2 separate regions of the Homo sapiens genome follow, and region 2 is linked to region 1. Evidence: chromatin contacts called from ENCODE Hi-C or POLR2A ChIA-PET data. All regions are on one chromosome and are shown on one strand. Each heading gives the region's core, a stretch centred on a gene start or an enhancer-like site at or near the end of the contact. The rest is flanking DNA. Distances are from core to core; before and after follow the strand shown. Region 1 overlaps LOC105374737 (a long non-coding RNA gene). Region 2 has its middle 100 kb from the start of PTGER4.

Region 1 (5,016 bases), core at 529-3,028:
ACTTTTTAGGTGATTACAATGGGCCTCATGGATTGAGAACTGGCTTGGAGTGTGGAATGAGTCTCATGTGTTTGGAGGACAAAGGAGGTCAGTTTGAAGAGAATGGAAGTTCTTCATCCTACATGCAGAGCAGCCTGAGGAGAGGCAGGGAATATCTTGAAGAACTCTGAAGACTGATCTCACCTGAAGATTGATGGGAGGCCATTATTATTATTATTATTAATATTATTGAGCAGTAATAAAGATGGATAAAGCAGTATTTTGTTCAGTCTGTGGTCAGGGGTTCTTAGAGTTGATATAGAATGAAGATAACTCAGGCATGAGGTAACAAGGCCTTGGGCAGGAGCTGTTGGAATAGAAACAAGAGCATAGAGAGGAAGAAACTCGGAAAAGTTGAAATAATAAATTAGGCTCTTAGCAAAGTAGGTACTTAAAACTTGTGGAATAAATGAATGAAAGTGCTAAGGGGATAAAAGTACCAAGGAGGACTTTAAAATATGAAAACCATCAAAATAACATTGCCATGATAACAGATGGGGAAGGTAGGAGGGAGGAATTGCTTTAGGTTAAAAGATGGATTTCATTTTAGATATGTTAAATTTGTGGGGATGGTAATAATGACAACAACCAACCTCTGTGTGACTGCTCTGCCTGCAAGATGAAACCTCTGCCTACTTCTCTAGCCACTTTTGTACTCAGCATCTCTGGCCATGGCCACTCCTTCCAGCTTTAGGGTTTCCCATGAGCCCTTCCCCAACCTTGCTTGGGGTCTTGTTCCCACTCTTTCCTTGGCCCCCGTTCTACTCAGACTTAAAGTTTTCTTGAGGAAGATTTTCTTGCCAAGTTTCCACCAAAATTAATTTCCTTGCTACATTGTTCTGCACCCCTCCAGATGGTTCCTTCATAGGATGTATCACTCTTGGACTTTAGCAATGACTTGTTCAAGAACTCACTCCCCATTGGATAGTAACATCCATATAGGCAGAGATCTCATCTGTTTTGCTCATTGCTGTATTCCCAGGGTCCAGCACTGTGCCTGTTGCAAAGTAGGTGCTTGAATAACTGAATGAATAAGTGTCAAGCATTCTGCATGTAATATCTCTACAACCCTGTGAGGTAGGCACTATTATTAATCTCATTTTACAGATAAGGAAAGATAACTTACCTGAAGTTACACAGCTTTTATGTAGCAGGATTGAACCTTGAATCTTGGTTTTTCTAATGCCAAAGGCTGTGCTTCTTAACCTCTGATCTATTATGCCTCTGCCAGATGATTATAAATACAGGAGCATGGGAGCACAAACACAACTGTAAGAAGACAGAAAGGAGGAGATATAAAAGAACATAAAAAGTCTCAGGCAATTGGAGATGTTTGAATAGAAATAATCTTAAAGTTAATGGAGAATGGAGACAAAACCCTTCATTGGCATTGGGAGAGAAAATTGGTCCAGGAAGTTAAAAGACTGCCCCAAGATCATAGAATTGATTCTTGTTTGAGAGTGTGCTAGATCCAGGCTCTCAACTTCCGGATCTCCCTTTCTATAGGCATGGCAGATGGGGGCAAGTTGTTTGGGATCTATAAGTAGGCAATTCTCTTTGACTCCTATAGCCCCAACTTGGAGACAGAGGGAAAACAGACTGGGAAGGACCTGCAATGAGTATTATGCATAAATGAATTGTTTTATGGAACCCTGCACAGCTCCAATTATACTATAACCATCCTTTGTTGTAGCAACAGAATTAGCTTGCCTTTGATGTGGGTGCCTTAGGTCGCTTTCACTTTATTCTTCACACTTTGCAGAGTGATTAGGTGCAGGGAGTTGGTAGCTGTGCCTCTGCTTCATGAAGAAATACAGGGCTTCTCTAGGGTAGTTTTTGTCTAAATGTAGTCCCTATCCCTCTCTCAACTGCCTCACTGATTTTGCCTATGAGGAAACTAAAATATGAAGAGGTTAAATGACTTGTCACTGTTGGGTGTGGAAGTGGGATAGCTAAGAAGTATGAACTATAAAAGAAGGAGAAAGAAAGGCAGATAGGTATGTTAACCTATATCAGAATTAAATTGGGGATATCTGTCCTATCTTATATAAGTCCAGGGTGACATAAACCTGTCTCTGAGAGTACCCTAAGTGGGCATTTAGCTTCACACTTTCCCTGGGGTCAGTTTGATGCCTCCAGAACTCTTTTTTTAATCTAATTTTGGACTTTCAGGCTTGGACAGGAATTAACCTCAGTTTGGGAAGAAGGGAGGCAATGTTTCCTTTTCTGGACCTCCTCTTCAGGACATCTGGTACATTGTTGGGGCTTCCACTTAATTGCCTATATCACTACCAGGCCCAGAGTAGAAGGAAGATTAGAAATCAGAAGTCCCTGACTCACAGTCCTGATCTGGACTTTATTTATATAAGCACAAAGGATGTAGGCTGCTTTTACTTTATCTTCAAGGTCATTCTCTATGTTCAAAACTTGGCCATCTCTTACCAGCATTTCCCTCACATAGTTGCTGCGTGCCACCATTTGCCCCAAGCTCTTGCCTCACCATGCATGTTCACAGGGTTGTGAGAGAGCAGAGGGGTAAAGTCAAAAGGGGTGCTACTGGGTTATTATTTTGCACATTTGATGGAAGTAGAACTCTAGATTGGGGTAATTTCCCTGAAGTTATAACTAGAGAAAAATTATCCTACCATCTGACCTTTGTAACATTCTTCTAACAATGTCAGGAATTTCTCTGGAATTCAAAGTAATTAACAGATGTGATTCAATTGTCCTCCCAAATCCCTGGATGTAGCAGGCAGCATGGTTTATCCACCTAATAGATGTTTAGGATCACCAGGATTGAGATAAAGTTTTCCCTCCAGGTCATATCTTTATTTATGGGGGAATCTTGAGACTTCTTGCCTTTCAGTCAAGTTTCTTGGTGGCCTTGTCTTCGTAGGGCAAGGTTTGCTTGTGGTTTAGCTTGGTCTCTAAAAGATATACACTCTCCCTAAGGAGAGTCCCCACAGGTCCTGTGATGAGAGTGAAACAGGAATGCATTTATCAGGATCTGCACTTATTCTTCTAGCTTACAGAGCAAAATAAAATCAGGAAACGAAGCTAGAATGTTCTTGAATTCTTTGCCTTAAAAGCAATTAAATAGTAGGATAAACATGACTAAGTCCTATAATTAGGGCAAACGCATGATTTATCTTGCAAAACATGACACTTCTGTGAGTGAAAGGGGCACTGTTAATAGTTATCCTGCAACAGGCTTACACTGGAACTAGTTTGGGTAAACTGGTGTCATCTACTTACCATGGTGGTGGCAGTAGAGTATTAGCTCCCAGAGTTGAGTGCCTGGCATGTTTCATTCATTAAGCCAATGTATAAGAAAGTCTTATTGTAGGTGCTGTGAGAGAACTAAATGCATGATAGATGTATGTATCTTCATGACAAACTCCCTGAAGGGATTTACAGTGTTGTGGAAGAGATGGATATTAAGGGTCAGATTAATATTGGCAGGTTCTGTTATATTCAGTCTCTGTTTTCATGATTTTTATCTCACAGATGATCAGCAGTTCCTTATTTGAAAGGAAATGCTGTAATATCTTTGTTAAACTCATTTAGTGAGATATATTTTACAGAAATTCAGTTCTTGTTACAAAAGGTTTTTCTTTTCCAACTGATTATATTGATATTTTCAGTTATGTTCTTCTTATGGACTGTACCAATACTAGATCTGATAGAAACATTTTAATGATAAAATAAGACTTTTAAAAATAAAATTATATACACTTAATGTAAGTAAACATATTACCTTGTGTAGTGCTTTCAAGTTTATAAAAATTGCTTTCATATAAATATTCACTTTAATATCCACCAAGGCAGGGTGGTTCTCTGTCGCATTCACAAGGAAAATCCCAGCTCCTAGAACAGTGTCTGGGATCTTACTTAACAAATATTATGTGTGTGTATATATATATATATATATATATATATATATATATATATATATATATATACACACACATATATACTTTTTTTTTAAGACAGGGTCTTGCTCTTTCACCCAGGCTGGAGTGCAGTGGCATGGTGCCCAGGCTGGAGGCATGATCACAGCTCACTGTAGCCTCAACCTCCTGGGCTCAGGCAATCCACCCATCTCAGCCTCCCAAGTAGCTGGGACCACAGGTGTGTGCCACCACCCCTGGCTATTGTTTTGTTTGTTTATTTGTTTGTTGTTGTTGTTTTGTAGAGGCAGGGTTTTCATATGTTGCTGAGGCTGGTCTTGAACTCCTGGGCTCAAGTAATCTTCCTGCCTTGGCCTCCCAAAGTGCTGGGATTATAGGTGTGAGCCACCATACCTGGCTATAACAAATATTTGAAATGAATCAATTGCCTATAATGCTTTATTTATTTTGTCTAGAGAATCCTTTATTTTAATGAAACCTTATATGCATTTAACAAATAAAACTGATTGTAGCAGAACTTTTATGGCATGGTCTTAACGTTCATACCTCACCTCTCATAACCCTTATTTCTTAGAGAAGATATGAAAACTACTCATCAAGAATATGAACTCATGACATTAGATAGAGCATTGGAGCACATAAAGGCAGGGAGCTAATTTTGTCTACAGATGAAGAAAATGGAACCCACTGAGTCTAAGTAAAATGCCAAAGGTCAGTTGTGTGACATGGCCAGGCACTCAAAATTCCAGGCTCAAGGGCAGTTTTCCTATGACAACCAGAGTTAGATTGAAGACATTAAGAGATAGGTTAGCCAGGCAACTCTGGAGGACAGCAGGTTGCCAGGAAGCTGAACATTACTGAAATTGTTGAAACAGGGATGGAAGAAATTGCATGTACCAGAACTTTTCCCTGAAAGAACTACCAAATTTGACTGGAAGAAATATTTTGATAAGTCATGTGTGTGCAGTGAGGTCACACTGAGTGGTGTGTTTGAGAAATTACAGATAAATCATCCTAGAACTGCTTTTTAGGGAGATTGGATCTGATTATCCCTAGAATCCTTGTG
Region 2 (5,228 bases), core at 2,359-4,858, 45 kb after region 1:
CTTTGTACCCTTTGATCAACATCTTCCCTTTCCCATCCCTCACCCTCCTGTCCAGCCTCTGGTAATCACCTTTCTACTCTGTTTCTATGAGATTGACTTTTAAAGATTCTTCATATAAGTGAGATACAGTATTTATCTTTCTGGACCTGGCCTAATTCATTTAATATAATGTTCTGTCCATGTTGTTACAAATGACAAAATTTTTTTGTATTCTAAGGGTATATATTATTCAGTTGATGGAAACTTACGTTGATTCCATATGTGGCTATTTTCAATAGTACTGAAACGAACATGGGAGTGCAGATATCTCTTTGTCATACTGATGACAATTTCTTTGGATATGTACCTAGTATGAAATTGCTGGGTCATATGGTAATTCTACTTTTAGTTTTTGTGAAACCTTCATACTATTATACAAAATGGCTATACTAATCTACATTCCCACCAACAGTGAGTAAGGATTCCATTTTCTCCCATCCTTACCAACACTTCTTATCATTCATTTATTGATAATAGCCATTCTGACAGGTGTGAGGTAATATCACACTGTGATTTCCATTTGTATTTCCCTGATGATTAGAGATGTTGAGCATTTAAAAAATGTATCTGTTGCCCATTTGTATTTCTTCTTTTGAGAAATGTCTATTCAGATCTTTTTGCCCATTTTAAGTGGGGTTATTTGCCTTCTTGCTGTTGAGTTGTTAACCAAAGGGATAAAATATTTGTACACTGAAAACTAAAGAACATTGATGAAAAAAGTTGAACAAGACCCAAATAAATAAAAAGTTATCCCAGGTTTATAGATTGGAAGAATTAATATTGTTAAAATGTTCATGCTACCCAAAGTGATCTACAGATACAGTGCAGTTTCCATGAAAATTCTATCATTATAAACAGAAATAAAAAACTAAATCCTAAAATTAACATAAAACTAGGAAATACCCTAAATTATAAAGCAATCTTGAGCAAAAAGAACAAAGCTAGAGGCATAACACTCTCTTATTTCAAAAGATAAAGCTATTGTAATCAAGGCAGCACGGTACTGGCATAAAAACAGACAATGGAACAGGATGAACCAATGGAAAAGGATAGAAAACCAAGAAATAATGCAAATATTTAAGATCAGTTGATTTTCAATAAAGGTGCCAGGAACACACAATTGGGAAAGAACAGTCTGCTCAATAAACGGCACTGAGAAAGCTGGATATCCACATACACAAGAATAAAGTTGGACCCTTATCTTACACCAGATACAAAAATCAACTCAAAACTGATAAAACTTGAACATAAGACCTGAAACTGTAAAGCTACTAAAAGAAAACATAAGGGGCAAAACTCCATGATATTGATCTGGACAATGATTTATCAGATAGGACTCCAAAAAACACAGGCAACAAAAGCAAAAACAGACAAATGAGATTACATCAAACTAAAAAGCTTCTGCACAGCAAAGAAACAACTAACAAAATGAAGAGACAACCCATGGATTGGGGGAAAATATTTGCAAAACACATATCTATCTCATAAGGGGCTAATATTCAGAATATGTAAGCAAGTCAAAGGATCCTTTAAGTTTTCTTTCTATACTTTTAAGTTATTTTCAGGATGGTGAAATTATTTAGTCTTAAAGCTATTTTTATCTTTCAGTTTCTGTCTCTGCTTTTATTGACTCATTCATTTTCTCTTTATTCTGGATTATGTTGAGGGTATGTGTGCCTCTGCACTATGCCTGGTCAGGATACAAATGTGAGAATTTACAACAATCCTTATCATATATTTGGGTCAGCAGCACCAACAAGTATCATGGCACAATACTGTCTTACTCCCTGATGTCACCACAAAGGCTATGGCCTCTGACAAAGCAATTTTACTTTTTACTTTAAAATTCATTATAGAAATATCATAAAGTGGCTTATGTAAACATTTCGAAAACAATGTCTATTTTTTATCTTATGCTGTTTCAGTTGTGTAACATTTGCAAATCTTTCCAAAGACAACTATATTCTAAATATGCCTTTTTTGAGCTTCATGTTTTAATTATAGTTTTTGGGTATTAAGTGATGAGATTTATATTCATCCTATTCAGGGTTTTATAAATTAGAATAGTGGTTCTCAAATGTAGTTTGGGCAGATATGGGATGGTGGTTGGTAGTGGTTTCAAAGGAATTGCAATTTCATATGCGTATCCAAACATTTTCTTTGGTGGAATAAAATATAATGACTTATATTCATAAATACACACATACAAAAATATGTAGATGCTGAGATTAATAAAATGAAAATTAATTAAAAAGAATTATCTAACTTATGAATGCTTCTTATCCTATTGTATTTTCTCAATCAATAATTACTAAATGCTTAGTTACCACCACCTGTGTTCTCAAATATTTTTGATGTTAAAAAAGATTTTCTTAGAAAGACTAGAAGCCACTAACTTAAATCATGTCTTTTAATAGGTTTTGTTATTTCTTCATGAAAATTCCAAATCTGATTTTTCTTTGCTGCTGGAACGTGCTTCCCATTTGCTTGAGCATTTTAGTTTCTGTCTTCTATACTTTTTTCAATAATGTTTTTCCTTAGGAGTTGTTATAAAAAGTCACAGAATATTTTTTGTTGTTATGCAGGGGTGAGATAGTAATGTGCTGTTCTGTTTCTACCACATTTTGCTGACTATACTAAGTACTTTCTAGGTTGTTCTGGTCATAGCTACTTGCTGGTCCTATCTTTTAGGAAACTGAAGTTACGATTCTTTCTATGAATTGGCTTTTTGTAGTTTTTTGAAGCAAGAGATGACTTCCTGCAATGTTGCCTGGCCTAATTGCTTACACTTTCACTCCTCTCTGGATCTCCCCTTCTGCCCCAAAATAGAAACATTAAGCTATCATCACGTCTGTCCATTCCTTTCTTCTCCTCCTCCTCCTCTTCCTCCTCCTCCTTCTTTTAAATCAACCTCTCCCCCTATATTGGTTCTTTCCCCTATTAGCATCTTTCAGTTCTCCCCACTTCAAAGTAAAACCTTCTCACAACTCTAGTTACCCCTCTCCCTTTTCACTATTTATCGGCACTTCTTGAATTCCTGCTTACTTTATTTATTTTTTATTTTACTTTAAGTTCTGGGATACGTGTGAAGAATGTGCAGGTGTGTTACATAGGTATATATGTGCCATGGTGGTTTGCTGCACCCATTAACCTGCCATCTAGATTTTAAGCCCTGCGTGCATTAGGTATTTGTCCTAATGCTCTCCCTCTCCTTGCCCCCCACCCCCTGACAGGCCTCTGTGTGTGATGTTCCCCTCCCTGTGTTTACTTTCAACACTTTCTCACCTCCCATTCATTCCTTAGCATGTGACCATCTGGCTTTTGCCTTTGTTATTTGTCAGAAATGACTCAAGCGTAGGTAAAAATGGAATATACTAAAAATCTCACAGACACTTTTAGTTCTGATATTAGTTTGCTCTCTGTAGCATGTGAACTACTCACACTGCTTGGATGGGGCTGTGCTGTGCAGGCCTCCACGGCTTTGCGTAGGCTGTTTCTTCATCCTGGTGTGCTCATTTCCTTGTATATCACTGGCTAACTGCTATGTTTCCTTGATGATTCAGTTTAAATAAGTGTCACTAATTTGAGAAGCCATCCCCACGCTCCCTCTTAGCTTCAGGCTGTTAAGGGATCCTAGAGAACCCTGTATGTATGCTCTCATGTAACACATTCTATTAAAAATGTTCAATGTTAATTTTGACTTTGAATAAACGTTCTGTGTTCATTATATATAAATCAGAAAATTCTATGAACATTAAAAAAAAAAGGCTCCAATAACCTTATAACCCAGAGAAAACCACTACTAGTATTTTGGATTTTATCCGTCCAATGCATGCACATACACACATGTTGATGTAGCCTGTTTTAAAAAAAATCTTAATAATGTATCCCAAATATTGTTCCCTCATCTGCATCACCATTTTCAAGGCCTTGGTCTATTCACTTTCGATGCCTTCTAATTTATTTAAACCATTCCCTTTTCATGGATATTTACTTTGCTCCCTCTCTCTTGCTTTATTTAACAAACTACAATAAATGTCTTGTACCACCATCTTTGTACCTTGTCCCATTACATCCTAATAATAAATTTTAAGCAGGGGATTTGTCTGCGCAAGAGATATTTACAGTCTTAGAACTTCTGACATATTTACCCATATTAACTTTTAGAAAAAATGTTACCTTAGTTTACGAGGGTGACTGACCACATACTGTTGTAATTGCTGGCTTGTTTGCTTACCCTTCTCCCTAAATTTTTGGTACTTGAGTGTCTTTTCATGGAGATTTCCCCAGAATGTCTGCTATACTAAAGGTACTCAGTAATTATTTTTTAAAGGAATCAATCTATATTTTTTGTGAGGAGTTTCTTTCTGTGTTTTTCAAAGAAGAGTATTCACGCTGGCTTTGAAAAAACTTTTCCAAAAATAAATAGATTAGGATACATCTATGAGTGGATCACATTGCAGCCATTGCAAATGTTCATGTAGAAGTATGACAGTTGTTTACAATATGGTGTTGCCCCAAAAGAATAGGCTATAAAACAATATGTATAGTATCATTCCATTTTATGCATAAATTATATGCATAAAATTATATGCTTATAAATTGTACCTGTATGCATAAATTACATTTACAAAATGGAAATTGGGATGTACCATGTTTTATTATGTGTATTAAAGGAATTCCCAGTAATCTTTTATAACACATACACGAACAGTTTAAATTGTTATTTAAATTAGTATTAGATAACAGTTAAACTGTTATTTAAATTGGTTATAAAATTGATATTTTCCCAATCGTCTCTTCTTTTCTCTTCACTAAGAGATACAAGAAAGACAAGGGTTATAATTCTAGTTCAGCTAATATGATATAGAATTATTTGTCCAGTTTTCTTGCATAGGTTCTCTAACCATATAATAGGAGTAATAATGCCCATCTGTATCCTCTTGCAAAAGATGTCATGAAATAATAGAGATTACTTGGTGTTCTTGTGGAGAAAATTGGAGTAGAGATCCTGGGTGTTTTTATTTATTATTAATATCACCCCACACCTCCTGCCATGTTTTGAAATGACTCAGGATCTTAATGGTGTGACAAGGGAGTACTTGGGAGAAAGGGAAGGAATCTGATGAAATATAACTCAATATCATAGGTAAAATAGTTATTTTTTTATCACTTTGCAAGCCAACAGC

The links. Hi-C counts contacts between places; a loop is a spot of excess contacts on that map. ChIA-PET counts read pairs that join two places held with the same protein, here RNA polymerase II (POLR2A). Pooled maps may share reads with other maps.
Region 2: a loop to region 1 is called in a map of CD8-positive, alpha-beta T cell, with 4 times the contacts of the local background. The contact joins two enhancer-like sites. A Hi-C loop is called at or near these places in 3 of 168 maps with a recorded cell type or tissue (B cell, CD8-positive, alpha-beta T cell and naive thymus-derived CD4-positive, alpha-beta T cell), 2 of 37 single-sample maps with no recorded cell type and 6 of 50 pooled maps. POLR2A ChIA-PET finds 5 or more read pairs at or near these places in 3 of 52 experiments (A549, OCI-LY7 and activated CD8-positive, alpha-beta T cell).

The regions. Positions count from the first base shown.
Region 1 is chr5:40,620,418-40,625,433 of GRCh38, reverse strand. It overlaps LOC105374737 (a long non-coding RNA gene), which reads right to left. Exons shown (of 3, transcript XR_925942.3): 2 at 1,166-1,308. Among named protein-coding and RNA genes, the nearest start is that of PTGER4, 57 kb to the left of the region's middle. Within about 2 kb of position 1,778, at least 2 of the 41 ENCODE cell types and tissues checked have a DNase peak (open chromatin) inside an H3K27ac peak, as active enhancers do.
Region 2 is chr5:40,576,936-40,582,163 of GRCh38, reverse strand. No RefSeq gene overlaps it. Among named protein-coding and RNA genes, the nearest start is that of PTGER4, 100 kb to the left of the region's middle. RefSeq lists an enhancer at 3,438-3,597. Within about 2 kb of position 3,608, at least 4 of the 41 ENCODE cell types and tissues checked have a DNase peak (open chromatin) inside an H3K27ac peak, as active enhancers do.